Linked DNA regions of Mus musculus: region 2 is linked to region 1. Evidence: chromatin loops called from intact Hi-C (ENCODE). Cell type or tissue: heart. All regions are shown on one strand. Each heading gives the region's core, and the rest is flanking DNA. Links, peaks and the distances in the headings are about the cores only. Region 1 overlaps Plekhg1 (pleckstrin homology domain containing, family G (with RhoGef domain) member 1). Region 2 has its middle 19 kb from the start of A330032P22Rik.

What was found. Hi-C counts contacts between places; a loop is a spot of excess contacts. Peaks named below come from ENCODE experiments on the same cell type or tissue, not always from the same donor. Only the 100,000 strongest peaks of a DNase experiment are listed, where the experiment ranks them.
Region 2: a loop joins it to region 1, with 2.4 times the contacts of the local background. A loop is called at or near these places in 3 of 42 quality-filtered maps.

What each region holds. Positions count from the first base shown.
Region 1 is chr10:3,934,631-3,951,120 of GRCm38, forward strand. It overlaps Plekhg1 (pleckstrin homology domain containing, family G (with RhoGef domain) member 1), which reads left to right. Exons shown (of 17, transcript NM_001159942.1): 8 at 3,220-3,351; 9 at 5,539-5,721; 10 at 5,808-5,903; 11 at 6,004-6,096; 12 at 11,261-11,294; 13 at 12,890-12,973; 14 at 15,037-15,075. It also overlaps the pseudogene Gm16148. Among named protein-coding and RNA genes, the nearest start is that of Mthfd1l, 30 kb to the right of the region's middle. In heart, for the core only: a CTCF peak has its summit at 9,451 (motif pointing left); a DNase peak (open chromatin) is centred at 6,681; H3K27ac peaks cover 666 bases.
Region 2 is chr10:3,690,420-3,706,909 of GRCm38, forward strand. No RefSeq gene overlaps it. Among named protein-coding and RNA genes, the nearest start is that of A330032P22Rik, 19 kb to the right of the region's middle. In heart, for the core only: no CTCF peak of the experiment used is centred there; DNase peaks (open chromatin) are centred at 5,262, 6,762 and 7,312; H3K27ac peaks cover 867 bases.

The DNA of each region.
Region 1 (16,490 bases), core at 4,826-12,825:
ACAGAGCTCTGTGGCAAGTCTATCTGCCTCCAGATCCTATAGGCTCATTGTGGCCTATAGGATAGAGAGACTTGCACAATCAATTAATAAATAAATAAAAAATTTTAAATAAACGAATTTTAATCCAGAGTCCCATTTTATCAGCATGCCTGCTATCTCTCCGATACAGGTACTAATCAGGCCCAACCCTGTCTTGCTTCCAAGCTCAGACAAGACCAGGAGTGTTCGGGGCAGTATAACCATTGAGTGTGTGGTGTCTCTTTTGACAAGACCAGGCGTGTTCGGGGCAGTATAACCATTGACTGTGTGTGGTGTCTCTTTTGAAATGATTCCAGGTTTCTAACTGGGGCAATCATTCTGGTTTGCTAAGTTCACATGTGTAAAACTTTAACAAAAGTTTGTCTGCTTGCTTAAGTCTCTCATCCTTGGGAGGATAGCCTGTCGTCTTCTGAAACCACCCTGAAAAGAATTCCTTAATTTTTAAATTAATTCTAAGGGCCTTCTAGATTTAGTGGGATAAGTTTGCTAAATCAGTGTCCTGACAGTTGTTGAAAAAGGAACACCATCCTGAGAATACATCTCTCCTAAACTGTGTTAATGTGACTTATAAGATATGGTCTTCTAGAGGGTCAGGTAGCCATCAATCAAGGAAAAAACTAAGACCTCAGCTCCTGTAAGTAATCAAGATCCTTACAAGAGCTTAGTTGATATTTATAATTTGATATATGTAGTTTGATTTTTTTTAAAAGATTTACTTATTTATTATATGTAAGTACACTGTAGCTGTCTTCAGACACTCCAGAAGAGGGCGTCAGATCTTGTTACAGATGGTTGTGAGCCACCATGTGGTTGCTGGGATTTGAACGTCAGACCTTCGGAAGAGCAGTCGGGTGCTCTTACCCAACCCACTGAGCCATCTCACCAGCCCCTGTAGTTTGATTTTTACAAATGACTGTTAATGGAGGGGAGAGGGAAGGATGGAAACTGAACCAATTCCAAATTAACTTCTTGTTGCCCTTGAAGCATCTTTGCTTTTACACGTAGCTTAGAACATCCCTCCATAATTCATATCAATTCAGAGCTGAGCCACAGGCACATATTCCCCACGGGACTATCCCCGAGAAGAGATTCATTCTGACCTTAATTTTACAGTACATTTTCCTACAACATTTTAACAGGTGGGCCTGACAGTTTAGGAAGAAAATACAGATCCTGCCCCACAGCCAAGCTAGACAAAAAACCTTGAATATTCAGTGTTTAACAGTGTTACTATGGAGTAGTAAAATTAGTCCTCAGGATTATCCCAAAAGCTCTAGCGTCTGCTCTTTAGATAATTAGGCATGACAGAAGTCATAAAGCACCTAACGACAAATCTCTTACTTCTGTAGATAGAGCATCCTTTAGCATCTGCAAAGGATAGATTCCAGGTCCCTCCAAATACTGAACTCTGGAGATGCTCAAGTCCCTCATACAAATAGCAGAGAATGTCACAATGAAACCTATTACTGTAGGTACTATGTTTTTAAAAATAATAAAATAAAAAAGGGGGGCTAGAGAGATGGCTCAGTGTTTAAGAGCACTGACTGCTCTTCAGTAGGTCCTGAGTTCAAATCCCAGCAACTACATGGTGGCTCACAACCATCTGTAATGAGACCTGACTCTCTCTTCTGGAGTATCTGAAGATAGCTACAGTGTACTTACATATAATAAATAAATAAATAAATAAATAAATAAATCTTAAATGATTAATAATAACAATAATAATGAAATCAGAGAATTGTTTGCAAATAACTTTCCCCATATATGAGACTCTAAATAGCCTCTAGGTTACTGCTATTATCTAATATAATGTAAGTGCCATGTGTTCAGCTATTAAGTTCGCTAGGGAATATAATCTGCATTGATGTATGGGGAACCTATGGATATGAAAGCTCCCTATACTAAGTAAGATTACTCTTTTTAAGAGGTGGTGGCACACGCCTTTAATCCCAGCACTCGGGAGGCAGAGGCAGGCGGATTTCTGAGTTCGAGGCCAGCCTAGTCTACAAAGTGAGTTCCAGGACAGCCAGGACTATACAGAGAAACCCTGTCTCGAAAAACCAAAAAAAAAAAAAAAAAAAGGTATTGCTTCAAACTAGTAAGCATTTATTGAGGCTAGAGATGTAACATAACAGTAGAACACTTTTCTGGACCAAAACTTGGTCTCTACTACCAAAAACAGGAAAAAGAATTTTCTGACACCACTGGCCTGTTAGGCACAGTGGAGAAGATAAGAAAGAAGATAAGACTGGTGGTCTCTCAGTTTGGAATCTTCAGGAGTCTGGGGGCTTAGCAGGAATAAATAATTATAACATGGGTTGAATAGTCTCTCCTCTCCTTGGGATTGTGAAATTCTGTGGTAAGATGTATGACAATGCAAACTGCCCTGATAGTAGTCAGAGAATTTCCTCTTGAACCTTGAACTGTTTCAACACACTGAATGACTGTCAGAGAAGCCCCCTCTCTCTTTTCCTCCCTCCCTTCATTCCTTCTTCTATCTCTCTATCCCTCTTCCATCCTTCACCTCTCTTCTCTGGTGCTGAGGATCAAATACAGGACATACTGAACACATACTCTTATCACTGGGCTCTGAACATGATGTCCCCCACATAGTTCTAAGTACTATTTTTATGTCTGTGTGGGGGTTGGTTGGTTGGTTGGTTGGTTGGTTGGTTGTTTTCTTGACACAGGGTTTCTCTGCGTACCTCTGGCTATCCTGGAACTTGCTCTGTAGACCAGGCTGGCCTCATACTCAGATCTGCCTGTTTCTGCCTCTCAAGTACTGGGATTAAAGGCCTGCATCCACCCCCAACCCCTACCTTCTGGCTAAGTAATATATTTTTAAAAGAGTCTTGTCTTTGAGACTGAGAACTATATTACTGAATGCTCTCTTAAGCCGGCCACCACTGCAACTGCAATATCTTCATGTGACTTACTGAAGCCTCTGTATACTTTATAGTGGAACTGTAAGAAACTTTCATTATTCTTGCCCATTTTGAAATATGCGGTTAGGGTTAAACTTAAGGAATGATGGTGATACATAAATATAGTGTGTGTGTGTGTGTGTGTGTGTGTGTGTGTGTGTGTGTGTGTGTGTGTGAAACCAAACATAGGCAATCCATTTGCCTCACTGAGTACATGAAAAAAATCGAGTAAGAGTTTCTTTTTATTTTTTGAAAGGAAATAGAGAACCACCTTGATAAGGCCACGGAAGGCTACGATGTTGTGCTGGATGCCATAGACACGATGCAGCGAGTGGCCTGGCACATCAATGACATGAAACGGAAGCATGAGCATGCTGTCCGCTTGCAGGTGAGCACACAGTCAGACGACAGCACCAGGCAGATGCTCTGACACGTTGCTGTTTTCCAACATGTCAGATTACAAGGCTGCATAAGTAATGTCCCTCATTTATGATCCTCCCCACCAGGTCTCCCTGAAGATGGGTCAGGACATGAATAATGCCAACCGTCTGTTAGAGTAGCTACATAGGACAACTTTTATTACTTTTCAACTAAGTTTTCTTATAGCTCCTTTGATGAGTCTGAGTAAATATGAGTGTCCCGAGGCTTTATTTTATATATTGACAAATCAATAATTCTTGCTGAAAACAGTTTCCTCTAAACTACTTAAGGACTTCTAAAGCCCCTATTCTCTCTTGCTAGTTTATACAAAATGGTGGTGTACAAGGGAAGTCTTGGGGCAGGCGACTGAATTTCAGGGAGCTGGGGCAGCTCCTTTGTATTTCCCTTGACATGAGTCCCATGCACGTTGTTTCAGTCTCTTCAACTTTAAAATCTGACAGCCCAGTGACAGGCTTGCTAAGGTCCATCCAGCACCAATATGAACCCTAAATTCTCAGGAACTTTTCTCCCCACTCAGGAACTTTTGGTTATGTTCCTGACTCCAAAAAAAAAAAAAAAAAGAAAAAAGAAAAAAAAAAGAAAAAGAAAAAGAACCACTTAAAAAACAAGGGGTTGGAGAGAGGACTTGGTGGTTAGGAACACTTGCTGCTCTTACAAGGGATCCAGGTTCATTTCCCAGCATCCACACAGATGCAGGCTCACACCTGTCCATAGTTCCAGTTCCAGGGGATCTGACACCATGTTAAGACTCCATGAACGCCAGACTCACACATGATATACATACACACGCCAAGGGAGGCAAGACATGCATACACAGAGAATAAAAATAAATCCTAAAGGAGAAAGCACGTGGTCCAGCAGCTCATTCCAAACTTGTTTGGGAGCCTACAAGTAGGACAGAAAGATGCAGAGGGAAGCCATAGCAGAGAGCTCCAGTCAGTGAAGGGTGCACCTTTCTCCTCAGAAGTCAGAAGAAAGTCTAGATTCACCTGCAAACAACCAGAGTTCGGTGTGATGTCACTGCCTCAAGAAACAGCAACATTCTATTTCCAGGTGTTTTTGATGTTGTTGTTCTCTTTGAAGCAGTAACAAAAAATCTTATTGTTCAAGTTTGGTTTTTTTACAAATATAATATCAGACATCTTTTCTATAGTCAAAAACGACCAAATGGCTCATTTTTCATGCTGTCTTGATCTGCGTGACATTCTGAAGATCCCACTAAATCAGACCCTGTCTCAAACTTTATTCATACCATGTCAATTTGTAGCCAACAAAAGTAGTTTTGTTTGTTTGATTTTCTGTTTGGTAGTAAGACGACTCACTTCTTGACCTTTTGGCTAAGGTCAAGTGTGATAGTAAGACGAACCCAGGGACTTGCACAAACTACACATGCCACTGCTGAGCTACACACCCAGCTTCCCAGTGAAGACATTGACCATCTTGTGGCTTTTCTTAAGTAGTACTTGTGAATATCTTCAGTTTTCAAAGTCATTTTAGGCAGCTTCCTTAAAATGTTGATGTGCAACAAATCCTATAGGGCTATCAGCCGTATCACTAATTTAAAATGTTGATGTGCAACAAATCCTAAAGGGCTATCAGCCGTATCACTAATTCGTATTCCCTAAGTCCCATGGAGAGCTCTCAAACAGTAGCAAAGGCCATGTCCTTTCTCAATAAATGAATTCAAAGTTGGGAGAAATCCTGAGAAAATGTCTGTGGTTTTACAAAGGCTTTAGTTTTCAGTTGTGTATGGTGTGGACTCAGTTTGTGAGAGAACATCCTGAAGTTGGACATTGGAGGTTTTATAATCCAAAAAGGAGAGGCTGAGACAGGTTAGAGGAGGAGCCCGTCTAAGATGGCGCTCCATGTTGACTGCCTCGTGAAGCCTTTGAAAGGTCGAGCTGCAGCCACTGCCGCTGGTGGCTATGACTCTGGACCATTCAGGGATGACAATAACCCCCTGGCAATTCAGCAACTAAAAATTCAGTTCCTTTTGGGTGATCCTCGACGGATAGCCTCACCCCATAAACACAGATATGCCAGCCCCCATCCTTGAGATCCAACAACAGGCCACTGAGTGTGCAATGCAGCTTGCCTGGTGTTTCCTTCTGAGAATTTTTTACTTTGTATCCAGGAGATCCAGAGCTTGCTAACCAACTGGGAGGGGCCTGACCTCACCAGCTATGGGGAGCTGGTGCTTGAAGGAACCTTCCGCATCCAGAAGGCCAAAAAGGAGAGGACTCTTTTTCTCCTGGACCAGCTGCTGCTCATCACAAAAAAGAGAGATGACACGTTTACATACAAGGCTCACATCCTGGTGGGTCTTCACGGGGTGGCATGCAAGGCCTGGGGGTGGCTCTTTGTGTCCCATGTGTGCCTGATGCACTGTGCTCTCTGCTGCAGTGTGGCAACCTCATGCTTGTAGAGGTCATACCAAAAGAACCGCTCAGCTTCAGTGTCTTCCACTACAAGAACCCCAAGCTTCAGCACACAGTTCAGGTAACAGGGCTACTCCGAGGTCCCCAAAGGGGAGAGGTGTGCTGGACCCAGCCGCCATCTCTGTTGCCTCACTTCTGACAATTTAAATCTCCCATTGCAGGCCAAATCCCAGCAAGACAAACGTCTCTGGGTTCTGCACCTGAAGAGATTAATTCTGGAGAACCACGCAGCAGCAGCAAAGATCCCAGCTAAGGTGAGAGAGAAACGTCAGCCAGCACACCATAATGTAGAAAGGACCCAGGCGGGGGTTTGGGGGGGACACATGGCGGTGTGGGGTCTGACGAGGAAATAAGGCCTAGCTTCACAATGGAGCCTGAAATCCCAGCACTGAGGAGGCTGAGTCAGGAGGCTGGCCAAGTCTGCAATAAGGCATTTCAGAGGTTATATTGACATATAGACAAAAGAGAGTCAGTGGCACCCACTAGAGATTTAGGGGTGGAGATACACACATATATATAAAATAAGGAAGCTTATAGAGAATAGAAACTAAACTACTGGGAATCACTGCCACCCCCCATTCCCTACCCCCATCCCCCTGTGTTGGGTCCCGTGGGAACAGTGGAAAACCAAGCCCAGTTTGGCGGGAAAGGAATTTACCAGCAGAGAGCCAGCTGCCCGCCTAACCCAGATCTGTTTGTCGGCCATGGGGAAACAATAGCGTTGAAAGCCAGGTGGCCCCGGGGAGGGGGGGTGGGGTGGGGGGGTGGCAAAAGGACAAAGTGTTCAGGTCTAGCCAGTAAGGGCAGGAAGGAAAATACCTCCTGCTTTCTTGAAGGGTGAGGAATGTCCTTCTGAAGTTGGGGAGGGGGAAGGGCGGAACTAGGCTGAGACAACAAAGTCACAAAAACACAAGTGACACCCTGTTTGCCAAACACAGCTGGTGTTGGGACAGGAGGACCAGGAAATGGGGCAGGAATGCGGCTGGGGAAGTAGTCTAGGGAGCAGAACACAAGGCGCAGATGCAAAGCAGGTCACCCAGGCAAAGGGAACAGAAGTCACCTCTGACATTGTGCTTGAGTTGCGGGAAGACCTCTGGGTTGGGAGTTAGCCAGACTGGCTCACAGAGGTGGCCTAACTGGTTAGATGGGAGTGGAGGAGCATCTGGCCGGTGAATGGAGGTGGAAATTCAGGTTCTGGCAGCCCAGGATTAGGAGAGGCAGTGACTGAGGCCCTAAGGCTTGACAGGGCTAAGGCCCACAAGAATGTATAAAGGAAACAAGGTTGCCCCTTGCTCTGAGGAGACTGGGAGGGGTAATGGGGGAAGGGGCTTGTAATGTGGGGAAGCAAGGGGGAGGGGGAGGGGCTTCGATCGAGATGTAAAGTGAATTTTAAAAAAATTATTAGGGAAAAAAAGAGGAGTCTTAGGAATCTCAGCAAGTCACCTGCTGGGGGAGGGGCACCTGGAAGACCAGAGAGAACAGCAGAAACCCAGTAAAGAGCAGGAAGGGACAGCTGGTGAGGAAGGAGGGGACAGAAGAACCTCCACCTTGAGAGGGCAAAACAGATGCAGAGTGTGGGTTCGACAACTGGGATTTTTGCAATGGGTTGAAAGAAATTAGAGAACAGACTGGTACCGACTGCCCCACCCCCAAAGTTCAAAAAGATGCAGTTTAGAGAAAACTCATCAAAGCAAAGCTCACTATCTGGGTGGAAAACACAATATAGGTTTCTGAGTTGTCTGGGGAGACTAAGAGGCAGGATGCAACAGGATGCAGAAGAGCAGTTTGTCAAGGGAGGTGGAAGGAATGGGGCCCGTAAGCACAGGGATGGTAGAGAGGAGCCTTGGAAAGAGTCTGGCGGGGAACTGAGGAGAATTAGGAAATCATAAAGGATCAGAGACACTACTGTGAGTGACGACACAGGAAGAGGGTTTGTCCTTGAAAATGGAGAGAGTCAGATTCGATGCAAAGGAAGACGATCCTGTCACTGGAGGTGACTCAGGTCCCATCTGGAAGACGCCAAAGACCTGACTGGGGCTGTGGGACTGCTGTGTGAATCAGTTTGATGGCGTCATAACAAACCACTTAACAACTGCCCTAAGGGAGCATGGCATACAGGAGTTCCTCTGCAGGGAGGGGACAGGTGGAGCTGGGGAACAGAGAACATTGCACACTCATGAGCCTGTAGCTGCAGTGACTATGATTCCAGGCTGAACAGGGGAAAGAGACTTGCAGAAGTCAGCTGGTTCAGTGGGAAACCTGAAATCTGAAGTTGAGGATGGTCCCTGGTACCCTACCTGAGAAGCAGGGCAACGCTGGTGTGTGCATGTTCTGGGATGGCTTTACCATGCTGCTGTGGAGTAGAGGAAACAGTTATTAGAGATGACGTAGCAAAAGTCTAAAAGGGTTGGGTGTGAATGGCCATCTGTGAGGATGGTGGGATGTCTGTGATGGGACCAGGAGGAGAGAAGTAGAACAGGAAGTGACATCAGGGTCATAGAGTGGTACTGATGGGGAAAATCAGAAGAAATTCTGGGAAAGGAAAGATTTGTCTTTGCCTTTGGTTGGTTGGTTGGCTGGTTGAGACAGGGTCTCACTATATATATAACCCAGGCAAGCCTTGAACTTGGAACGCCCCCTGCTTTGGCCTCCTAAGTGCTGGGATCATATGTGTTTTGAAAAGACATCCAGGCTGGCCTCTAGGATCTGTGCAGAGAGGTGTGTGCTCAAGTGTGAGTTTTACTTTTTCAACCACTGTGCAATACAAGGGAACTCACGCAGAGCCGCGATCACCTTCTCCTGTGGTTACTCAGGCTGGACCCTTCTGCATGAGACATTGATATGCCCCGCCTACTGGTCCCAAGAATCCTGGGAAAATCCAATTGCTTAACAAGATTCTGAAAGGCTAGTTACCGAATGAGACCGCTCACTTTGCCTGTCTTCTTCCTTCCATCCTACATATTCCTGATGGCTCTCCCTTGATGTGTAAAACAGTTAAAACCGCCACAATAAAATTATTCCTTTCACCCTAGTTATTAGTCCACTTAGAATCTAAAATGGATTTTAATTTACAGCGTATTAATGTATTAACACATAACCATAGTGGTAAGTATACTGTATTCTTACTTCACACTCAGTAAAATACCTCGGAGACAGGTCCTGTTCTTCCTCTGATAGAGAAGTAAAAGCAAGAGTCAGAAACAGGAAGTCCACTGTCCACATTTTACAACCAGTGCATGGCCTAATTCAGATTCAAACCCAAACATCTGGCCTCAAGGAACCTCTAAACCGTATTTTCCCCACTAGAAAGGAAAGCGGACTTAATATACTCTATCCACTGAAATGTTAAAAATAATTCTTTTGCTCTATTTAAGTAGGGTTATTAAATGAAGGGTTTTTTTTAAAGGTCTTTCATCAAGACTACTCAATTGTTTTCTTAAGGCCTTCCAAATGTGTTTATTTCTGTGAAATCAAACAAATGTCTAATGGGGCACTTTAAACAACAAACGTGTATACCCCATCTTGTAATGTCAACACAGTGGCCGATGGGTCACTGAATTCTGCCAGCCTCCACCCAGACCTCTAGCTCCCGAGTGGTCCTTGGCTGACACCTAGTGGACAACGTGGAAAGAATTCTTTTCTGAAATAATTTGTAAGACTTAAGGGGATTAAGCTTTCTTATGGAATAGCTTTGTAAAGGAGTTTCTTGGAACTTGTCACATGCCCCATTTATATTCATAGTGTGCAAACTGAGCCACATTAATTGAGCGTAAAGATGAAGGGAGTGCTTCCATGTGTCAAGTGTTAAAATGGAACTAGAAAACCACTTTCCAGAGATTAAGCTGTCATTTGAGTTTGAAATTAACTCCAGCTATAACCTCAGTATATAGTAAGAAGATAAGTATACGAACTAGGTGACTATATTCCTCAAAATTAAAGTGACTGTTAATGTTTTCTTTCCTGTCTGCACCTCCATTTTTAATTTTTTTAATTAAGCGTGATTACCATTCAGCCCAAGTAGTTTTTCCATGATACCAGATTGCAGCAAATTAGAAATAAAATCATTTTAGTTAATATAATGTAGTGTATGTAGATCAAATTATAGTAGCCTTGGGGAAAACGTAAACAGCGTTGGAGAGAAAGGAACATCCCCTCAGCTGACTCTCCCCTACATCAGCTGCTAGCTTGATGGAGTAAGACAACCCAGTCTATTTCCAAGCATTAGCAACATGTGGCCACAGTAACAACAAAGCATTCTGGGTAGAAATGCTAAGTGTGGAGAGAGGAAGCCTCAAGGCATCAGGCTCTATTCCCCAGAAGGGTAGAGACAGGGGCTGTGGCTGTGCCTGTCAATTGATGCTAATGGTACTGGGAAAGGTAGGTCCTGCTGTCCCACCCTATAGCTGAGAGAGCACATCCCAAGAGGTGAGAGAGCTGCCCCACGGGTTGCGATTAGACACAAATGATTGACCTGCAACTGTACATAGTGGGCTTGGGTTGTTTTTGGTTTTGTTTTTACTCGCCTAAACAATACAGAATAAAACTATCTGTAAGGCCTTTACTAACTGTTGGGTGTTATAAGTAATCTAGAGCCAATTTAAAATTTATAGGAAGCCATGTACAAGCTCGGTATAAGTTATGTATCTCTCTATAAAGACTTGGGTACCACCATCTCGTTTGCTGTTGAGATACCCTGACGAAAGAAGCAGTTTGGGGAGGACGGGTTTATTTCAGCTCACCGTTCCAGGTTACACTCCATCCTAACTGGAACATCAAGGCAGGAACGTGAAGCCACTAGTCACATTCTATCCAGAGTCCAGAGCAGAGAGAAATTAATGTCTGTGGGCTACAACTGAGCTCTCTGCCTCTGGTGTAGTTTAGGACACAACCCCAGGGTTGTGACCCATACCAAATGGTCTTCCCATACAGGTTAACAAAAGTAAGATACCCACCCCCGGATACACCTACAGGCCAACTTGATCTATGCCCGAGGTTCTCAACCTGTAAGCTGAGACCCTTTTGGGGGTCAAATGACCCTTTCACAGGGGTCAGAAATCAGATATCCTGCATACCAGATATTTACAATATGATTCTAACAGTAGCAAAATTATAGTTATGAAGTAGCAAAAAAAAATTATGGTTGAAGTGGTCACCTCAGCATAAAGGACTGTATTAAAGGGTTGAGTGTTGAGACTCTCTTCCCAAGTAAGACTAAACTGTGTCAAAATCACTGTTAAAACTAACCATCAAGTCTTTGCTGTATTGTACCTAGGATAATCTTCGAATCTCCTAAACTTTGTATTAATGCCCAAAAGAAATAGTAAGGGTTTTGTTTTTCTTCTAGCATCCATTTATTTAGGTATGGTAGATCTCTGTCATACTTGTTCACTAGTTGTCTTTACATTTTCTCTGTTTCAGGCCAAGCAAGCGATTCTTGAAATGGACGCCATCCGTGAGTTGTTGTTGTTTTGTGTTGTTGTTTCCTTAGCGTTCTTTTTTTTTTTTTAAGCAGACTTAATTCATTTATTTTTCTTGTATAAAAACCTTTATGTGGCCGGGCATGGTGGCGCATACCTTTAATCCTAGCACTTGGGAGGCAGAGGCAGGCAGATTTCTGAGTTCGAGGCCAGCCTAGTCTACAGAGTGAGTTCTAGGACAGCCAGGGCTACACAGAGAAACCCTGTCTCGAAAAGCCAAAAACAAACAAACAAACAAACAAACAAACCTTATGTGGTAGCCACAGCTGGAGCCTGGGTCCTCTGAACAGAGACTCTGGTGTGGGTTTTCACAAGATGATCAGTGAACTCCTGATAAGGAGACTTGGTGAAGACAGTCTCTTTCCAGAGGTCAGGGTCAGATAGCTATAAAGTCTTGGAGATGGCATCAAAGATGGCCTTGGCAAAGTTGCCCAGGGTGGCAGTGCAGCCTCTGGCTGAAGTGTAGCAGTCATCTATACCAGCCATCATCAGTAGTTTCTTGGGCACAGGAGCAGAGACAATGCCAGTGCCTCTGGGGGCAGGAATGAGATGCACCAGCACAGAGCCACAGCGGCCTGTCACCTTGCATGGAACAGTGTGGGGCTTTGCCAATCTTGTCCTTCAGTAGCCTCTCCGCACAGGGACAATGGAAAGCTTGGCCAAGACAATGGCCGCTCGGATGGCAGTGGCAACCTCCTTAGAGCACTTAACACCAAGACCAATATGACCATTGTAGTCCCCAATGGCAACAAATGCCTTGAACCTGGTCTGCTGGCCAGCCCGAGTCTGCTTCTGCACTGGCATGATTTTCAGAACCTCATCCTTTAGGGAAGCACCCAGGAAGAAGTCAATGATCTCAGACTCCTTAGTGGGCAAGGAGAACAGGTAGATCTCCTCCAAGGACTTGATCTTCATGTCCTTAACCAGGTGGCCCAGCTAAGTGACAGGGATCTACTCCTTGTCTTCAGCTTTACCGCCACGAGCCCCTCGGCCTCCACCACGGCCCCGGCCTGGACCACGGCCCCGGCCCCGGCCCCTAAGACCGCTGCTGAATCCTCCGCGGAAGCCGCTGCGGCCTCCTAACCCTAGGCCCTCGGTCCTCTGGACCCTCCCGCTGTGAGGAAGAAGAAATTCCGTAGCATTCTTTGAGACACTGTTGTTCATTTGTGACCATTCCATTCTCTATCTCAAAGCTCATACATTGTCATTTATAAGACACTAGCAGCAGTTCACTCCACCTTAGCAGCTGGAGCAGAAGTGACACTCGTTCATTTCTGCTTTGAGTCTCTGGTTTGCCTGAGGGGCAGTGGATGGCTAGCCACACTTCTAGGTTTTTACAGATCCTAACACTGTCAGAACTGCCTCCATGAAGAACTCAGGCACTAGACCATCAATGCATTTATCCCTTTACCTACCTGTTAAAAACAAGCAAAAGTCCCTTTTGATTATTTATAAGAACCGCTAACAGTTGAGAATTACTGGTGTTTCTGACGTAGCACAAAATCCTGAAAATGCCAGCCACCCTGCGTGGTCACCATCCCCTCACTTGCTCCTGTGGTTCTCTTGGCAGACTATCCAGGCTTCTGTTACAGTCCTGAGGGAGAGATGAAGACACCATGTGGTTCTGCACCCCATCGGCTGAGACGGAAGTCAGGTAAGCGGGATGCGGTCATCTACTGTAATGCAGAGAGGAGCAGGAAGTGAGTGCTTTCTTACTGATAGGCATTTTCTGGCTGCTTGTCATTTGAATACATCTAAAGCTACCTTTAAATAGATAACAAAACAAAACAAAAACCCTCTAGCTTTTCTTTTAAATACCTCTCCACTTAACTCTCTCAGTGAATATAAAATATGTCAATCAGCCAGGTATGATGGCCCATGCCTTTTGTCCCAGGCAGAGGCAGGCAGAGCTCAATGAATTGGATGCCAGTCTAATAGTATATAGTAAGTTCTGGGCCAGACAGATCTCCACAGTGAGACTGTCTCAGATGGATGGATGGATGGATGGGTGGATGGATGGATGGATGGATGGATTGGATAATTAATAGAAAGATAGATAGATAGATAGATAGATAGATAGATAGATAGATAGATAGATACATAGATACATAGATAGATACATAGATACATAGATACATAGATAGATACATAGATAGATACATAGATAGATACATAGATAGATAGATACATAGATAGATAGATACATAGATAGATAGATACATAGATAGATAGATAGACTTCATACAGTTCCTTGCCATTGACAAATACCCCCTTAAGCCCTGTTTGCTGTCACTGGTGGAAAGTAAACCTTATGACTAACACACACAGCATACTCATGCCTACCATTTTGATATGTGTAAGTATTCCCTTAACTCTCAGATCCTGGTTTTATATGATATTTACTAAGCCCACTTTCCCTTGGTATAGGCAAGGAATGCCAGGGTAGATAACAGCTACGATTTCTGCTTTTAAGACCCACTCTGTGAGGAAGAACCAAAAAAATTATTTTAAGTAATAAATAAACACCAGTCTGTTTGATAAGGCTTTGGCATGTGTAGAAAAGAGAGTGGAAAGACACAGAAGAGAGAGAAAGTCTAGGAAGAAGAAAGACTTCACAGAGCCAAAGGCTGATTGATACCCATGACAGAATGTGAGGCTGAGGCAGGTAGAGCTGGGATCATCCATGCACCGGTCTAGGACCTGAGCCAACAGGGCCTCAGGACAGACAGGTCATGTCAGCAGCTCCACCTGGCTGGAGTGAGGGAAGGAGCAGAAGTGGAAATGAGGATAGAGGGCTGCAGATCAGAGCCTGGTCATGAAGGCTCAGCAGGCCATGGACAAATATGAAGGAGATAGCAAGGCGAGGGAGACCCGGAGCACAGCGGCCATGGTAGGCTGGAGAAGTGACAGAGGCCTGGTGACTTGCACCAGGCTTAGGATGCAGAATGGTAGCTCACTAAAAGCTTTTCGGAGCAGGGTGGGGAAGTGGGGAGGTGGGGAGGACATGAGGGAACAGTGAGGGGTGCAGAGAAACTGTAATGGCATAGTGGTCACTAGCTTGATAACTGAGAAGAAATACAGGTGAAAGTTCAAGAGGAAAATGTGAGCTCTGACTGAAAAGTGCGAGTTGGCGGTATCTGAAGCACGAGTGCACTGTGCAGCTTAGAACAGAAAAGTGCCAGTCGCCAGCTGAGAAAGAGGCGGCAGTGGGAGCTGAGGGAGTCCTTCTAGTGTGTGCTGGGTTGGTACAATAGCACCTGCTCTTCTCTTCTGGGACTCCTGACCCTTTCCACCTTATCCAACCACTTCAGCAGGGTGAATGGCTGGTACCCAAGTATCTCTGACCACTGATTATTTGGATAAATTAAACAGAGCGTTTCTACAGCTCAGGGATAGGGATGTTGCTTCATTGATAGTGTGCTTGCCTTTGTGCATAACAAAGCCCGGAGTTACTTCTCCAGCTCTACATCCATGGGGCTCCAGTCTGTAATCTTTCAGGTCTGCAGTCTCTGCACTCAGGAAATGGAGGCAGGAGCATTGCGAGTTCAAGGTCATCCTCAGCTACTAAGCAAGTTCAAGGCCAGCCTGAGATGCATGAGAACCTGTCTAAAACAAAAGGGAACATTTCCAGAGCTCTTAAAACGTCAATAAGCTACTAATTTATTTATGAGGGGAAATATTGATTTGCAAATGATGGTGGCTTTGTTCTCTCCTCAGAACCTTCCTCGAGATCACACAAAGTGTTGAAGACCAGCGGTAAGTCCAAAAATCGAGCTACATTTTCACTCTTGTTGGTTCTCAGTCAAACCATAATAACAGAAGATTGCGTGTTAGATGCATTGTAGATTGGTGGACTTTTTGCCAGACTGCAGGAAAATTAAATATTTCGGTAAGCAAAAGTGTCTTGATGCAAACAGTCAATTGATGCAACCTGATCTCACAGACATAAAGTTACCATCTGTCTTAGTCAGGGTTTCTATTCCTGCACAAACATCATGACCAAGAAGCAAGTTGGGGAGGTAAGGGTTTATTCAACTTACACTTCCATGTTGCTGTTCATCACCAAAAGAAGTCAGGACTAGAACTCAAGCAGGTCAGGAAGCAGGAGCTGATGCAGAGGCCATCGAAGGATATCACTTACTGGCTTGCTTCCTCTGGCTTGCTCAACTTGCTCTCTTTATAGAACCAAAACTACCAGCCCAGAGATGGTCCCACCCACAAGGGGCCTTTCCCCCTTGATCACTACTTGAGAAAATGCCTTACAGTTGGATCTCATGGAGGCATTTACTCAACTGAAGCTCCTTTCTCTGTGATAACTCCAGCTGTGTCAAGTTGACACAAAACTAGCCAGTACACCATCTATCAGGAAAAAAGAAATACTACCAATAAAAACAAGAGGAAAAAGACCCTTAAATGTATGTATGTATATATGTATGTATGTATACATGTATGTATGTATGTATGTATGTATGTATGTAATATATATGCTTTATATGTCTACACATATATATATACCCCGGCTTCACAGAATAAACAAAGTGCCAATGAAATTTAAAGTTTACAAAGTCATCTGCATCGGTACTTAGAAAATAAAACTATTCATTTAAATGAGAGAAATGGAGACAAGGAAGCTTATGAATTTGACTGAAAGATACTGCAAAACTCTTGGGGGGAGGATAAATTTTTATAGCTTCTTCCTAAGCAAAATTTCATAATTCCCATGTAAGTTCAAAGTGGAAATTTTCCCTTGACTCAACAATCTGACCTCTAGGCCCATATAGACTGATCAGCAAGTGTGACTAGAACCCTGCCTGAACTCTTCACAAGTCGGAAGGGCAAATTCTCAAGGAACTAGGCCTTGGTATGGCAGAGGTCAGGTCCCATTCCACGTGCTCAGAGCACCTGGTACCACTCCTGTGTTCCTCCTGGTATAGAACATTAACTGCAGAAATTATCACAACTCCTGGATAGACCACCACGCACTACATAATAGTCTCCTCTGCCTCATAGCAAGTTCAAGGCCAGCCTGAGATACACCAGACCCTGCGTAAAAACAAAAAGAAAGAGTATTTCTTCTTCCTTTTGCATAAAGATGTCTAGCTCTTTTTAATTTTATGCATATCAGTGTTTGCCTACATGTATGTCTATGTGAGGGTGTTGGAACCCCTTGA
Region 2 (16,490 bases), core at 3,407-11,406, 250 kb before region 1:
TAGAGTTCCATCTTAGCAAATAACTTATAAACATAGAGTCCATTTCAAGAAATAATGTATAAACATATAACATAGAAAAAGAATCCATCTAGTGAATAGCTTACCATAAACACCAACAACTTGACAAGTGTAACTAATTCTGATATCTATTGTCCCAACTTCTGCTTTGAACTTGTCCCTGCCTTCTCCACATTTGTTATTCTTGTCTCAGCTCTACAGGTTAACCACCACACCACCACTACCCACTTCCACCAAAGTCAGTGATGGACATGTTTGCTTTTGGTAGTCTGGAAATTGGCAAGTGCTTTCCAGTAAGACAAGGCAGTGAGGAATGGTGTAAATACTTCAATTGCATTACAGGTTGAATGGGCTTTTGTGAAATGACTATTTATAATCATGTCTTTGGAAAGGCTGTTCTGATTCTGAGTACAAAATGACCTGTTTCGGATGAAATTTCAGAGCACAGACCCTTCCTTTAGCTGAGAACACTCAAAAAAAAAAAAAAAAAGCACTCAGGAAGTGTGGCCTGCCAGTTTCCCTGATGTTCTTTGTACTCATTGAAAAGAATAAAGTATGGACAGGGTGGTCAACAAAGCATGATGGGGTTCATTTTCCTAGAGACAGTTTCTCTCATGAGCAAGAAGATCAAAAACATTTCAAGAGAAGCAAGAATGCAACAGACTGGCTTTCTGTATGCTCACAGCACTTGGGACCAAAAGACAAACAATAGTATTAGCCTAACCTGAATTTAGAATGTATACAATTCATACTTCAGAGGTTGCTGAATGACAGATTTAGAGCCAGCTTTAAGGATGAGCAATTCCCAGCGTGGTTTTTCTGGCATTATTCAGGCATAGCCATTGGACCTGTGACAACCTGGGAGGTAGTTAGAACTGCAGATAGTTGACTCACCCCCAGAATCTTTACAATCAGACTCAGTATCTCGGGCTTCAGCAAGTTTCCCAAATGATGTTTATGCACCTGAGAGAAGGGGGACTAGGCTTGTCTTCCTTCTCCAAACACAGTAGAAACAACAGTTGTGTGGCTCCTGGAGAGAGGTACCTTAACAGGTTGTGATGGGTAGTGGTTTGGCCAAGCTTAGGGCTGAATACCGACCAAGAACTCCATGGCTATAAAACGAGTAAATCCAGTTTGTCTCCATGTAGCTCCTGTGTCTTCTTCTTCAATATAATAAAGTTATATAATAGTTTGATTAAGCCACCACAGTGAACTACAGGCTGAGTTGTGTCATCTCAGAATTCATGGGTTGAAGTCATAGCCTCCAGGATCCTTTCTGTGAGATCATGTTTAGAGACAAGGTCATTAAAGGGGTAATTGAGTTAAAATGAAGTCAGTAGTATGAGCACTCACACAATATGGCTGGGTCCCTCAAAGAACAGAGCAGGAGGACACAGGCACACACAGAGGATGGCCTTCTAGAGAGAGAAGAAGACACTCATTGAGAGAGGAGGGAGGCTTAGGAAAAACCAACTCTGATGTCTCCTAACTTCGTGACCTTGAGGAAAAATTCCTGATATTTGAGCACCCCAGAGTCTTTCCATCATAATTTGTGGCACTTCATTGTGGCAGCCACAACAGGCTAACACAAGGCCCCATCTTGTTCCACCCCAGAGCTTTGTACAAAGCTCTGCCCAGACTGATTGCTAAGCTCCTACAGTCACAGTATCATTGACTATTCCAGAGGGAATATCTAATGAATTATTTTCTTATGGGTCATTTGTATAGAGCACCTGAACCCAGTCCTGACTCTGGTAAGACAATTGTATACCCTGCTGTCTCTCTGGGAATGGGGACTTGACAGGCCAAGAGCAGCAATGGTCTATCAGCCCAACACCCTAGATCCCAGGCTTCACCTGTTACCACAAACTATTTTCTATATGTCTGCTACAACGCCCTTTTAAGCTCACTGTGTTACATGTAGCATGGACATAATAACAATTTCTACATTGACAATTCTCTTACCCATGTGGACCAGATCAAATAAGATAGCATGTATAAGAACTATAAGTCTGTTATAAATAGAAAATGGATATGTGACTGCATCTGTGACTTTTCTGTGGCTGTGAAAAAATACCATGAAACTCGCTACTTATAAGAGGGAACATGTACTTTAGTTTACAGTTTTGAAGGGATTAGAGGCCATCATGGAAGGATGGAGACATGACAGCAAGAAGTAGGCATGGTGGCAGGTCCAAAACACATCTTTAACTATGGGCATGAAGCAAAGAAAGCAAATTGTGAGACAAGAGCTACAAATTCTAGTCTCCAGTGAGCCATCTTCCTGGGAGACTGCACCACATCACCAAACAGCATTACCAACTGGGAACGAGTGTTCAAACTCAGGAACCTATGGGAGACATTTTCAATTAAACCACTACAGTGGGCTTGTTGTTGTTTGTTTGTTTGTTTATTATCATTATTATTATTAATTATTGCCATCATTAACAAACATCCTAGGGACACATCCAGAGCAGAACAGCAGCTGGAAGTCATTGCAGAGCCTCTACTAAGTCACTTCTTAGAATTCAAGTGCCCCAGATTCAACCTGGCAGCCACACGCCTGGAAATTTGTCAGAGGGTCATGTAACTATGTATTTTTATGATCTGTTAGTCACTACATTGTCTTTACTCAACTTCAGATTGTAAAAGAGGGGGTTGGGTTCCAGAGGGTGGGAAGGAAGTTAGCTTTGGGGGAAAGATGCCAAATTAGGATATTTTCAGCCTGAGGTACCATCAGGTCAGTGAGAGCCATCTTGTAGGCAGCTGAGCACAGAGAATGAGATCTAACTTGTGCTGAGTTTAATTGAATTGAGTGGGAGACATAAAGGATTAACACTGGGTGATGATAAGTTGAGGTTGCCAAACAGATGAAAGGTCTTGGGAGAAGACAGGGAGAAGGATGAAGGCAGATAGTAGATACTTATAGGTCTCCTGGATAAGGAACAGGCACTAAAGAGAGCTTCAGGGTGGTGCAGGCTCAGGCAAAGGAAAGGGCCAAGAACACAGATGTGATTTTAAAATGTTAAAGACATAATTTTACTTTAAAGGCATAGCTATCAATAAGAATTCCATGACCAAAGGAAATATGAGAAGAATGATATAACAACCAACCCAGAGAAGTGACAGATACAGGGACAGAGTCAGGCAGAATGAGACAGAGTCTATGGTGAGAACAAGTTATCATGTGTAACAGACTCCATCTCTCTTGTTTCTTTAATTTGAGACACCACATTATCTCTTCCTCTCTGTTTTAAAATGCTTGTATCGTAGATCAATATGGATACAATTAGATTGAAAACAAAGCCATCCTTATTTCTGAGTTTAGGACATCAGGAAAAACAGCAGCAGCATCAGCATCACATCAAGACTCCTTTCAGCCAGGAAGCACAGCAAACCCTGTGCTAATTGACACCAGACAAAGCAAGAGATGCTCTTGAAAAAAATCACTGTGGAATTTCTACTCAAAGACTTCTATTTAATTCAAACCACATACAACCAATGATGGTGATATCATTAAAATAAATATCCCACATGGCCTGTATCTCTCCCTCCCATAAAACAGCACTGACATCATTTTTGCATATTATATTAATGGCATTTTCTGTATTCTGCTGAAAGGTCGCAATTCTATCAGTAATGAGATTCAGCCCCGAGTCAAGCTGTTCCAAGACACCGCCGCCCATTCCCAAAGCAATCTGGAAGCCAGCCTCCCGGCAGTATAGATCCAAAAAGCAGATGGCTCCTTGGGTGTGAACCCTGAGTTGAAGCAAAAGGAGTCCACTCTAGAATACTCTTGTCCCTGGCACTGTTTCAAGGCCACATAGGTGGACACATGGAAATATATGCTTCTGAGGAGTCTGGGCTTCTTCAGAAAATATGGCAGTAAATCACAAAGGGCCAAAGGGCACAGTTCAGGGCTGAGTTCAGAATCCCCAAGTGCCAACATGATTGTCAATTAATCCTAAAAACCAGACTAAGAAGAATCATGTGCTTAAAGATTAATAGTGTGAAGGTGTTCAATCCAAATCTTGTGGGCATTATGTGGCCTAGAGTAGCTATGAATGCAGCTAACAGAAAATAAAAAAAACTTGCTTAAAACATCATGAAGTGTGTGTGTGTGTGTGTGTGTGTGTGTGTGTACGTTCACACGCGTGTGCGCGCTGGAACATATGTATGATCAATTGCAAGGTTCAGGTAGATAACAACATTGTGTCACAATGTCACAATGTTGCACACACCTGGTAGAGTGAAGAACTAAATTAGCTGTGGCCCTGTCCCCTGCATATCAATGTGGCTTTAAGCAAATTGACAGCCTGTCTATGTCTCTAAGACAAGAAGCTAGTGGCTCTGTCTTCCTGGCATTGGTGGGTGCAAATTATGATTTATTGCACTTAACACTGTGGTCAGAAATGTCACCCAAAATTTTACTGTTAGCAAGGATGTTAATATTGTGCTGAACTCGAATATGTCCTATAAGGACCTGTCTTCCTCTCCTAACGCCTGCTAGGGTAGAAAGAAAGGTGTATTTGGAATGCATTGATCTTGCTGTTTCTCAGACTGAAGGGGGAGTAAGCAGGGGCACAAGGATCCTCGTGGGTTTCTGTTTCTTATTGCAAAATGTGGTTCTGCACAGAGATTCATTTCTGAGCTTGTTCAATGGCCTGTGTTGCTTACCCACGTGCAGCTGCACACCTCTAACTTTTCTATCAAGCACCCTTCTCTGCTTCTCCAACAACTCTCTCGCTCCCGCCTGAGTCAGAAAGGAGTCTGTTGGGTCACTAAGACTCGAGGGCAGATTAATGCGACTTGTTCATCTTCTTTGAGAGGGGAGGGGATTTCATTCTGAATGACAGCACTCGGGAAGGACAGAGGCTCTTTTAATGACTTGATCAGAGGAATGCTAGAGGCAGATACCTGGATTTCAGTAGGGGAATTGACAAAAACTCTCCAAACTCCCATCTGGAGAAATCATATAGCAAAAAAGAGCACAGTTCTATTTATAACCAACTCAATGGCCCTGGCATAGAAAATGCTTAGTAACAGAATAAGGATACAACGGGTTGGTGTCCTTGGATAGGGTCACAGGGCTCTTATCCAGCCTACATCCTGGTCAATGTTTTTATCAATAACTTCAATGACAGCATAGACATCATGCTGGCTGAACAGGCTCTTGGATCGTGGATCTGCAGCTGCTGCTCTTTGATGACCAAAACCATCCCATGCTCTTATTTGGGTTAATAATAGCATGGCCTGGCGGGCCCATCGAGTTTCTGCTCAGCCCAAGGGATGTGCCAGGCAGGCTGCCTACATTACTGCCATAACTACAAAGACTCAGTGTATTCTCTATCGTGATTGAAAAAAATCTGTGCTCAGCATGCTTAGGAAGATTGAAAGGACTCCACAGCCAAGGAGGATGGAAGAACCAATATTTGATGTACTGAGTGCATAGGCTTATAAGACCAGCACTTGAGAGGCTGAAGCAGGAGGTTTTGAAAGTTTAAGGCTACCATTGAGGGACTCATAGCAACCTCATGTTCCAACCAAAAGAAAGCTGCATAAATTTTGTATTTGCCTTTAATAGTCAAGTCACTGTGCTGTACAATGGAGGGAAAATGTCTCTAGCACAATTTCTGGCACTTAGATGCAGAAATATTTGTGGAAAGAGGGAAAAAAAGAGAGAGAGAAGGGAGGGAGGGGCAGATCTGCTTTAATCTGTGTTGGTAATCATGACCAGTGAAGGACATCTGAAGATATTCCGTTTGGCACATGAAGACACCCTGGTCCTCTCCAAATGCTTCAAGGACTGTGTGTAATAAGCATCAAACAGATTTCAATTCAGTGGGAGCTGGAACTTTCTAAAGTAATGAGTACTGTCTGTGCATGCAGGAGGCTGACTTCTGGGCTCACATCATGTCCCTGGGAGTCTTTTAGGCTGTATCAGATCACAGCTCACTGGAGGCAACAGAGAGGAGACCGAGGAAGGACGGGAGAGGCAGAATATGGGAGCCTTTCCTTTGGAAAACTGTCCCAGCAGCATCTCAGAGGCTTTAGACTGAACTTGACAATGTACTGGGAAGCTGAGGTTGGTGGAGTGGGATTGGTGGCTCTATTTTATTAAAGACTACCCCTTTCTATTTCCTATGTAAAAGAATGAGGATCCAATAGATATGCCTTACATTATGCCAAATGCCAGTAAAAGAGTGTTTCATTCTCCGAAGCAACAAGCTAAACAAGCTCAAGCAAGCTTGGGGGGTGGGGGTGGGGGGCGGCTGGGAGAAAACCCTCGAAAGTCCAGCAGGCACTTCTAAAGGACAGAATGAACTTTGTCTGCTGCTGCGAGGCTGAGCCAGATCAGTGAGGGAATGGAAAAAGCGCCCCAACACGAATGTTTATCACCCACACCATCTTGAACGGTTCACAGACGCACATATACAGACTTTCTTACTGGGGTACTTGTGGTGAGGAACTTGAGCTGTATAAAGTATTGTGGGCTTTTTTTTGCTTTCCTTTTAATCTTCAAGGCGATAAACCAGGAAAAGCTTTAGACATCCTCCCAGGAACTGGAATACTAACAATGAAAGCTCACCGAGAGTGCGGGCTGCTTGGTGGTTTCCTAACATTCTCTTTATGCTGCTTCCAGCCCAGGGTCCCTGCCAGATGCAGAACACTTCCCTCATGGCAGCACAAATAGTTTCCATTTCCCAGTTCAGAGCCAGCATCCAAAAGATCCTCTCATTTGAAACTGAATGAAACAAAAGATGGCCCAGAACCCAACTGTAGCCAGGAAACAGAGGAGCCCATGCCAGAAAACCCTGCAGTGTCCCAGAAATCTCCAGGGCCAGAGGGAGGATACACTGCCTATTCTAGGCAAGTAACCATCTTAGAGGATGGTGTTCCAGCTGTTAACCTATCTCAAATGCCTTCAGGGCTTGAGATTCTGTGTAGACACTTGATACTCTTAAGAGAGTGCCCTAGCCTTCTGACTTCTCATTCATCTTTTCAGGACTTCATTAATTCACCCCCTCAGGCACCTGGGTCTTTTTTTTTTATTGCCTTCTTTAATGGTTTTCAACACCGTCCATATATGCATCTTGATCCACTTCATATTGCTATTTCAAAATGTCTAAGGTTTAGCAACTTATAGAAAAAAAGGAACTTTACTTGGTTCCTGATTCTGATGAATCGAGAGTCCCCAAAATGTGATTCTGATACCCTGGCAAATGGTCTGGTTTTGACACAATGTGATGGAGAAGTGCCAAGGGAAATGACCACATGCACAAGGGACAGGCATGTAGGGTGGCCCCATTTCATAACTGCTCTCACGAGAGCTAAGCCATTTTCGCAAGCCCTGATCTATTTCCACAACATAGCACCAATGCACTCACGAGGGCAGAGCCCCTAAGACCCAGTTACCTCTTACTAGGCTTCAACTCTCTCTTTTAGCAAATACATAATTTTGTCCATTATAACCATAATCAAGTTCAGGGGGAGAAAATGTTTTCATATACATCTTCACATTATTTTTATTCCTTATTTGAGAATTTTATGTGAATGATGTATTTGTATCATGTCCACCCCTCCCACCCACTCTCTCCAAATCTCCCCAGGCCCGCCCAACATGTCCCCATACCAACTCTCATCTTCTATATTTTTGAATAACCCCAAAAGCCCAACTAGTGCTGTTCTTGTGTGCATGGGTGGGGCATCTATTGAAGCATGGGCAACCTACCAGTGGTCACATCCTCACAGGAAAGAAAAATGCCTCTCTCTTCAACAGCAGCCATCAACATTTAATAGCTCCTTAGCTAGGAGGGGGAACGAGCCCTCCCGCATTCTGCTGGACTAACTTGATCTAGTGCAGCCCTTACATGAGTAACCACAGCTCCTGTGTGTTCTTAAGAACAGGGTCTCTGTCAGGGTCAGAAGATGACATTCTCTTCTCCCCATCTTCCAGCTCTTATGTTCTTCCCACCCCACTCTTCTGTAATGTCCCCTGTGCCCTGCCTGGGGTTGGAGTTGATCTAGACATCTAGACACTCACAGTCTCTTGTCCCCTGCATTTTTGATCAGCTATTAATCTCTGTGTTGATTGATGCCCACTGCAAAAAGAAGCTTTCCTTTAGTAACTGCTTGTTTCTTTTGTCAAAAGATGAAGGTAAAGTTCAGAGACATGAATCCTGAATTTTAAAAATTATTTTATTTCCAGGATATGTCTATGAAGCAATAGAAATTAATTTTCTCAGTGGGGTCCAGTGTGGTTGGCCCTTTAAGGGCCTTCTTCCTGCAGACATCTGCTTTCTCACTGTGCCCTCAGAGGGTGAAGACAGAAAACAGGACTCTTCTGTGACGTCTAAGGGCATTAATGTTATCCAGTCACAGGTCTCCATCCTTGTGACATCATCTAACCTTTATTATTATAGCAAAGACCCTGTCACCAAATACAATCACATGGGAGAGTAGGTCTTTAACATGAAGATTTTTAGATTAGACATAAAATATTCAGTTCATAATTACTCTCCCTTTAGTTCTCTGCATGTGTCTGTATATGTGTGCATGTGTGTGTGTGTGCACACACATGCACCTGTGTGCACATGCCCCTGTGTATGTAATATCATCAGTTAGAAATACCAAATAACAGGGGCTGTGGAAACTTCAGTGAGTCAAGTGTTTACTTTGTAAACATAAAGACCTAAGTTCAGTACCCACGTGAAAAAAATAAAGAAGGCAGAAGATAGCCCAGGCTTGTAATAAAGCACTGGAGAGCTAGAGACAGGCAGATCTCTGGGGCTCACTTGCTGATGAGCCAGTGACCTTAGCCTACTTAGTGAGTTCTAGGCTTGTGAGAGATCCTGCTGTACACATACCGTAAATCAACATCCCATGAGGTTGTCCTCTGACCTCTACACCCCTCCCCACAAATTCTGGTACCTACCACAGGTGGATAGCTGGATACACTCGCAGGCATCCATGTGCACTTACACACACCAAAACCCCATGAGGTCATCGCTGGGACTCACAAGAGCTTTTGCTTTACTTGAGTCCCTGCTGTCTGTCTCTCTGGTCTGAGATGAGGAGATAAATGAGCTGCTCTGCCACCATAAATCCCCAACACACTATTTGATATGCTTCCTCAGCCTTAATGCTATGCTTTATAATATTGATAGCAAGTGGGCTTTATTTCATTTAATAATATCTTCTGAAAACAATTCAAAAGATATGAATATCTTCCTATCTTGTTCCAAGCAAAGGTGTTGGACATAGCCTACCAAAATGCAGATGGGACAACAAATTTTAAATTAAACTACAGAAGGAAAAAGATATCAGGAAAGAAGATAAAGTCACAAAGAAGGATAAAACATGAAAAATTGACAGAAATACCAAAGCAATTACCAGCGAAAAAGACCAGTTTAGAAGCTGAGCTCCCTAGCAGCAAAAGCAAATTAGGAAAGTAGCCTTATACACTAATGATTTCTAGCAAAAGCATGTTCTTGAATGGGAGGGAGAGGGAAGGAACATAGCTGGCATCTTTTAAGGAGATTATGATCCTAATTAAACGCAGTCCAGCCACAGGATACTGAAACTACAGCTATGACTAATCCCAATATTTTCTTATCATCTTTTTTCCTTTTTGGCATATAGTTGGGGCTCTAGAGTGTTTGTACTCAAAACAACAGCCTAGAGTCCATCTCTAGAGACCTATAAGGAGTTACACACAAATCTATGTTTTCCATGAGCCCAGCCTGGTGTAACAAGTTAATTCTGGTGGTCCACAAATCACCCCCTTTAAAAGATCACACCAAAGTATGGCTGTAAGAATTCTGTCAGGAGAAATGTTCAAACAAAATGCACTAATCCCATTCCCATAGTACACACACACACACACACACACACACACACACACACACACAGCTCAGCACAGAAATCTAACTTAAAGCGGTGCCACTCCCTGGCTAAGCCTCCAATATAAACAGGCTGTAAAATGCATCCATAGGAAGCTACACAAGTTGATTTTTCTATACGTGGGTATTGGAGAGAAGCCAAGTAAACTCCCCATCATCTTTTACATGAACTGCACTTGAGTTATTGATTTTTTTTTTCAAACTCAAACACAGAACTTTACATTGATTCTTGTTTCCATCCGGTGTGCCATCTGATTGGTTGGCCCGTGTCCATGAAGCTAGCTAGCCCCATTTGACCTATGCTCTCAACAGCTGAATTCATAAAGGAGAGGCCCGTCGTCTGAACTTGTGGAACCTGGAGTCGGTCCACTTTCATAAACTGGTAATGAACAACACATTTTCTTAGAGTTTCTTCCTTTCTTCCTGAGTTTAATTCCTTATCTGAAAATTCAGGAATAAAACAACGACAGTAAAGAGCTGCACATTGCTTAGAGACTCTGGGTGTTCCCCAGGGTCAGAGCTGCATCCCAGTCAGCTTCAGGTGTACACACCACACCTCTCCATGAGATAGCTCAGTGACTGCCGGATGTGGCCATAAAGGAGTGACCTCACGTCCAAATTTTCTGCAAAACAGAACTAAACTTTTGTTTTGTTTTGTTTTCCGATACAGGGTTTCTCTGTGTAGCCCTGGCTGTCCTGGCACTCACTTTGTAGACCAGGCTGGTCTCGGACTCAGAAATCCGCCTGCTGAGGTTTTGGTGTATGTTTCCTATTTATAAACATTTCCCTTCAGTCAAAACCAAAATTTACATATTGGATTCCCTATATTTGATGAACACACATGCCCTGTAAAATAGGAAAGTATATTGAATGACCTACTCCAAATCTGTCAGACATAACAGATCTTAGTGCATGTACGTACACTAAACTGGGGAAAGTATGTCAAAGGGCAACAGAACCAGGAATGGGGGGGGTGACGTCACCTTAAGTTTACACGCATGTTGTTTTAATTTTTTAGAATGTAGAAATAAAAAAAGAGGGAACAAAAGGCCTGGAAGCAAAAATATTAAAAACTATATTGACAATTCTGGATGAGGAAAATATGCCTGTAGCACATTTATTTTATCTATTTTTATCTATTTTTAGAACAAAAATATCTATATAAAATATAGGGTATAGATTTTAAAGTAATGAACCGTCTAAACTGAGAATATGTGAGTCCCAAAGAGATAAAGCCATTTTTCTGAGCCACTTTTAATAAAAGTAACACTTCCTTGAAATCATGTAACCACTGAATATGGAGACTGGATTGAAACAGACATGGTGGTCATATCCTCAGTCCACCCACCCACTGCTGGAGGGTGCCACCGGATCCCTTGCCATTCACAGTGCCATCTGTTATACTATTAGTGATGAAACAGGAAATCTGATTTATTTATGGGGGTGGGGGAGCATGAACGGTAGAGCTCCTGCACATCTGGCTAGGACAGCTGCAGAAATAGAGACATATCTAATGGGTCTGAACTACTCGGGAGTCCAATCTTTAAAATAGCACCTGACAAACAAGGCTGGTAGCTCATGAACTGGCTTGGATTCCCCAGTGTGGACTTTGGGGAAAGTCTAAGCTGGCCTTGGGCTCAGCCCAGAAGGATGCTCCCTTCAACACAATCAACTTCCTGGCCCCTGCCTGGAGATAAAGCCATCCTCAAGGAAGGATGCCAACAACAGGAAATCTTAAAATACAAAGGAAACCAACTGTTTACCCCAACGACATTGATCGTCTTAACAAGAGCCACCAGAAGAGAAGTGTCCCCTAAGAGAAGAGTCCTCCAAAATAGGGGGCATCAGAACTGCACCCCTGAGCACCTAAGAGGTGTTTTGGAGATTCTCCGGTATCCATCTGACCACATCATAACTCTATGCCCCCAACAGCTAGATATCAGCATCACTACCCTCTCTAGGCCTCACTTACTTTGACAGCAGCTTTTCACGCTGGGATTTACAGGCCAACACTAAGCATGACATTGTAGTTCTCTTCCTGTGTCTATGCTTAGATGTGAAAATGTAGAGCTAGTTGTTTACTTTGCCTGCTCAGCCTGGATGGCGGGTAAGTCAGAAATGAACAGGTTGACTCTCCAGCAGAGGGACACATCTTTGCTCCGGGCCCTGGTCAGCTCATTTAAACCAATAGTCTCTATACTCCTCCTGGAGTTGGTAGGGTAAGGCTGGACTCTAGCAAAAAAAAAAAAAAAAAAAAAAAAAAAAAAGAAAGAAAGAAAGAAAGAAAGAAAGAAAGAAAGAAAGAAAGAAAGAAAAAGAGACATTTATTCAGTGGGGCCATGTGTGGGGAAGAGGACGGTGATGTTCAGTGACTGCCTGAAGTCTGTCTGCAGGGTCCTGACATGAGGCTTAGGCTTAAAGCTAGGGGAGGCTACAGGTGTGCATAACTAAGCAGTCCCAGAAAAGGCGTGGCCCTGTGCTTATTTGAAGTGTCTTGTCTAAGCTCCAGTTTCTCCTGCAAGGTAGTCTGACAGGCTGTCAGAACTGTGTGACATCTTTTCCAGGAGATAAAAATTCCTCCTCTGGCTGGCATCAGGCACTGGTCTATTCCTTCCTGCCTTAGATTCCTGGGGTAAATTTGAATTTATTGGGGCTTCTATTGGTTTGCTTTCTATTGCTGTAATAAAACATTCTGGCCAAAAGCCACTCAGGGAGGAGGGGTTTATTTGGATTTCCTGTACCAGTCCCACTCAACCACCAGTGAAAGTTGGGGCAAGAGCTCCCTGGTATGTTTCTTGCTACTTTTGTTCCTGTCTCAGCTTCTCTTTCCTGAGTTATGGAAAAGAACGGGAAAGGGTCAGGGGAGTGAGAAACAGGCCCAGACTAGGAGAGCCCAGGAAATGGGGGGGGGGGGGGTGGGGTGGGGCAGTTCCTGATGCATCTCCTAAGCTGTTACTGTATTTTTGAATTCTGAGTTGTGACCTCGTTTTCCAGAGAATATCTCTGTGTGGGTTGTCCATGATTCTCTGGTGGGGTTCCCAACATTTCTAGAGCCAAAGGATCCAGCTAAGTGCTTTCTGTAGTGAGGCATGTCTTGGGGAATTCTTCTAGACTTTTCATATTGCCTTGGTAGACAAGTCTGGACAGACAAGAAAGGCTAAGCCACAGACAACCTCAATGACATCACCTAATGCTGGAGCCATCTTCTGAGCTATGGCTTATTTCCCAGGCCTGGTACCCTTGGTCACTTGATTTTTTTCTAAGCCTTTACCTTTGTTAAACATGTTCTGTTCTTAAAAGACCAGACTTGGACATCTAACCTATCCATGGATTGTTTTTGTTGCTCTCCAAATTCTTTCTGGCTTTAATGTCCCTGAACCAAAAGTAAATTAGCTAAGGACATAAGTGCACCCACATGTGCACACACTCGGACACACAACCCAAGCTCCCCTTATCAAGTGAGCCACCATTACTGTCATACTCACTTGTTCATTTTGTTGTTTGGCCAGAGAAGGGATTCTAATTGCATTTTCTTCAAGCCAAAAGGGCAGAAAGTCAAATGAGCTGATAGGAGACAAAGCCATTTGGACAGGTGAACTCCTTTGGTGCAATATTCGTTGCCATGTTGCTCTATAATAGCCAAGATGGGCTCGGGACTCCTTCCTGGAACCTAATTGATAAGGATGGTTATCCATTACTTCCATGGTCAGGTAAGATTAATTTATATAACTATCCTCTTAGCCCAAGAATCTTCATCTTATAGAGTTCAACTTCACGTTTTTGCAAAAGTGCTTCAAGTCAAGAAAGTTTTCATGGCCCGAAGGCAAGAAATTGTCTTCTTTCATTTCCCAAGATAACAAGACATCCTATAGAAAGGATGATATTAAAGATTTTTTTTCTTTTTCTGAAGCTGTCTTAGTCGGGGTTTCTATTCCTGCAGAAACATCGTGACCAAGAAGCAAGTTGGAAAGGAAAGGGTTTATTCAGCTTACACTTCCATACTGTTTTTCATCACCAAAGGAAGTCAGGACTGGAACTCAAGCAGGTCAGGAAGCAGGAGCTGATGCAGAGGCCATGGAGGGATGTTCCATACTGGCTTGCTCAGCCTGCTCTCTTACAGAACCAAGACTACCAGCCCAGAGATGGTCCCAACCACAAGGGGCCTTTCCCCCTTGATCACTAATTGAGAAAATGCCTTACAGTTGGATCTCATGGAGGCATTACCTCAACTGAAGCTCCTTTCTCTGTGATAACTCCAGCTGTGTCAAGTTGACACAAAACTAGCCAGTACAGAAACTAAACCAAAATCATTCTCTTGGAACTTCCAACCAGGTGCCTCTCTTAATTTAAAGGGTTTGATTTCAAGATCAGAGTAGAGTGTCTCTTTTATGGGATCAGCTTAGTCATCCAATCACTCAGTTAGTACTGCATATCGGCAACCAGGATTGAGAGAGCAAGACAGACTTGCCATGTCAAAGCTTGCAGTACAGAAATGCAACCAACAAAGAATTGAACAACTATTCAATTGGCATTCATTGTTCATGGAAAGTAAAGAGCAAAGAAATGGAAAAGGGTCCACCTGTCATAGGATGGAAGGAAAGGGGATTTTCCAAGCCAAGAGCTCCCTCAGCCAAGGAACCTACAGGTGTAGAGCACTGGAGAGTTAGAGAGTTAAGAAAATGAACCCCTGTGTGTGAGTTTCTTGGGCGTGGCCTCCCCCAAGATTCTTCTGGTTGCTATCCCTGTTAGCATTCTGTACAAACTCTATCCCACAATTACCTGGCAACAGCCAGGTAGACTCCTCCCCACAGTTAACTGGCAACAGCCAGGTAGACTCCTCCCCACAGTTAACTAGCAACAGCCAGGTAAACCTGACCCACTATAAAAGGGACTGCTTGCTTGCCTCCCTTTCTCTTGATCTCTTGATTCTCTTGCTTTCCCCTTCCCATTCCCTCCCCCCACCACCTCCAAGTGTTCATGGCTGGCCTCCATTTCTCTACTCTCTCCTCTTCTTTGCCTTTCTCTGCCTGTACTACCCTCTTAATTCTCCTCCCCATGCCCTAAATAAACTCTATTCTATACTATACTATACTGGTCACTCAGGGGGAAGGGATGCCTTGGCATGGGCCCGCTGAGATATCCCCTTCCCCATACCTCACACATTCCATACAACGTATCCCCCTTCTCTCCTTATCTTTGTATAAACACATCAACCCCTCTCCATGTTCTGTTTACTATTGGAAGTCTCTTTGTAGAGAGGGTGGCGTTTGGGTAAAAAGAAATGCAGGAGACTGAGCCTACCCCTCAGCAAGCTTGATGCCATCAATGTCCCAGTGAAACTTGGGCTTTTACACAAGATATTAAATTTGATATTGACAGTCACAACTATCTCATTACTAGTTGTTTTTAGTCATTTTCAGTGTTCTAAGTCGTCCAGAAAGTTCTGTGAAATTCTCAGCCTTATTAAAGAAATTCAGAGAGAAATTGAGTTGGGGCCTACTTTGGAATTTTTCTGAAGCTAGACCAAGAGTTTTATGTCTCCCCAAAAGCCAAAGTAGTGGCCACTTCCTGAAGTCAAGTGGACTGGGAGCCCATTGTACCTAACCATCCTCCTAGCCCAACAATTTCCATCTTGTAGACTTCAACCTCACCCCTTTGCAAAAGGATTATTCTAGCTGGGCTTGTGGTTTGCACCTCCTCGTGGAAGGCTGGGAAGAGTCACAGGACCCTCATCTTAGCATCAGCCTCTCCCCAGTTCCTGGTGTATATAATGCTTCCTTAATTGCATGTGGCCTCTGTAGCTTTAAGTTTTTCAAAGCCTAATTTTAATGATGGTTCTTAAATGCGTTAACCTCTCTTCTAGCCCACCACCCATCAGAGGTAGTAGGGAAGAAAGGATACGGAAGAAGTGGGCCTGTTTAGAAAGAATATTTGGAGCAACTCCTGTCTGTGTTGTCTGGAAATCAGCAGTTCAGTTCACAGGTCAGCAGCAGCAGCTTGATCCACTGAGAACTACTTCATGGATATGTCAACAGTCCAGTTCAGTCGTGTCAGAGTAGCAGCAGTGCTGGCACAACCTAGCACGAACAGCCAGGCCTCTGTCGAATTGGCAGAGGTCAGCAGAAGGGACTAGGGCCAACAGGAATGTCCAAACAGTACTTAGCTCTCTGCTGGTACAGAATTAACAATTGAATAATACAAAGACAACTGTTGTAGTAAATGTTGTTTTGGATTTTTTTAACCCCACTTAAACCATCTAGTTACCAAATAAGACACACACACACACAAAGCCTTTAAATTTATAATAAGCTTAAAAGCACTAGACCTTAGCAGATACCAATCCTCTACGATAGTTTGTCTACTTCCCTGTCAATAATCCTGAGGTATCACTTGCCGAGTTCCTCCTGAGCCGCACCTATTCCATTAGGCCCTCCTTCATGGCTATGCACTAACAATCCACCTACTCCTTGGCGACTTCGACCCTTCACTCTGTGCCCCACCCCCATTCTGCCCAGCACAGGCTGTGGGCATCTTTTTTAGCCAATTGGGGATACCTTGAGGGGCAAGGTT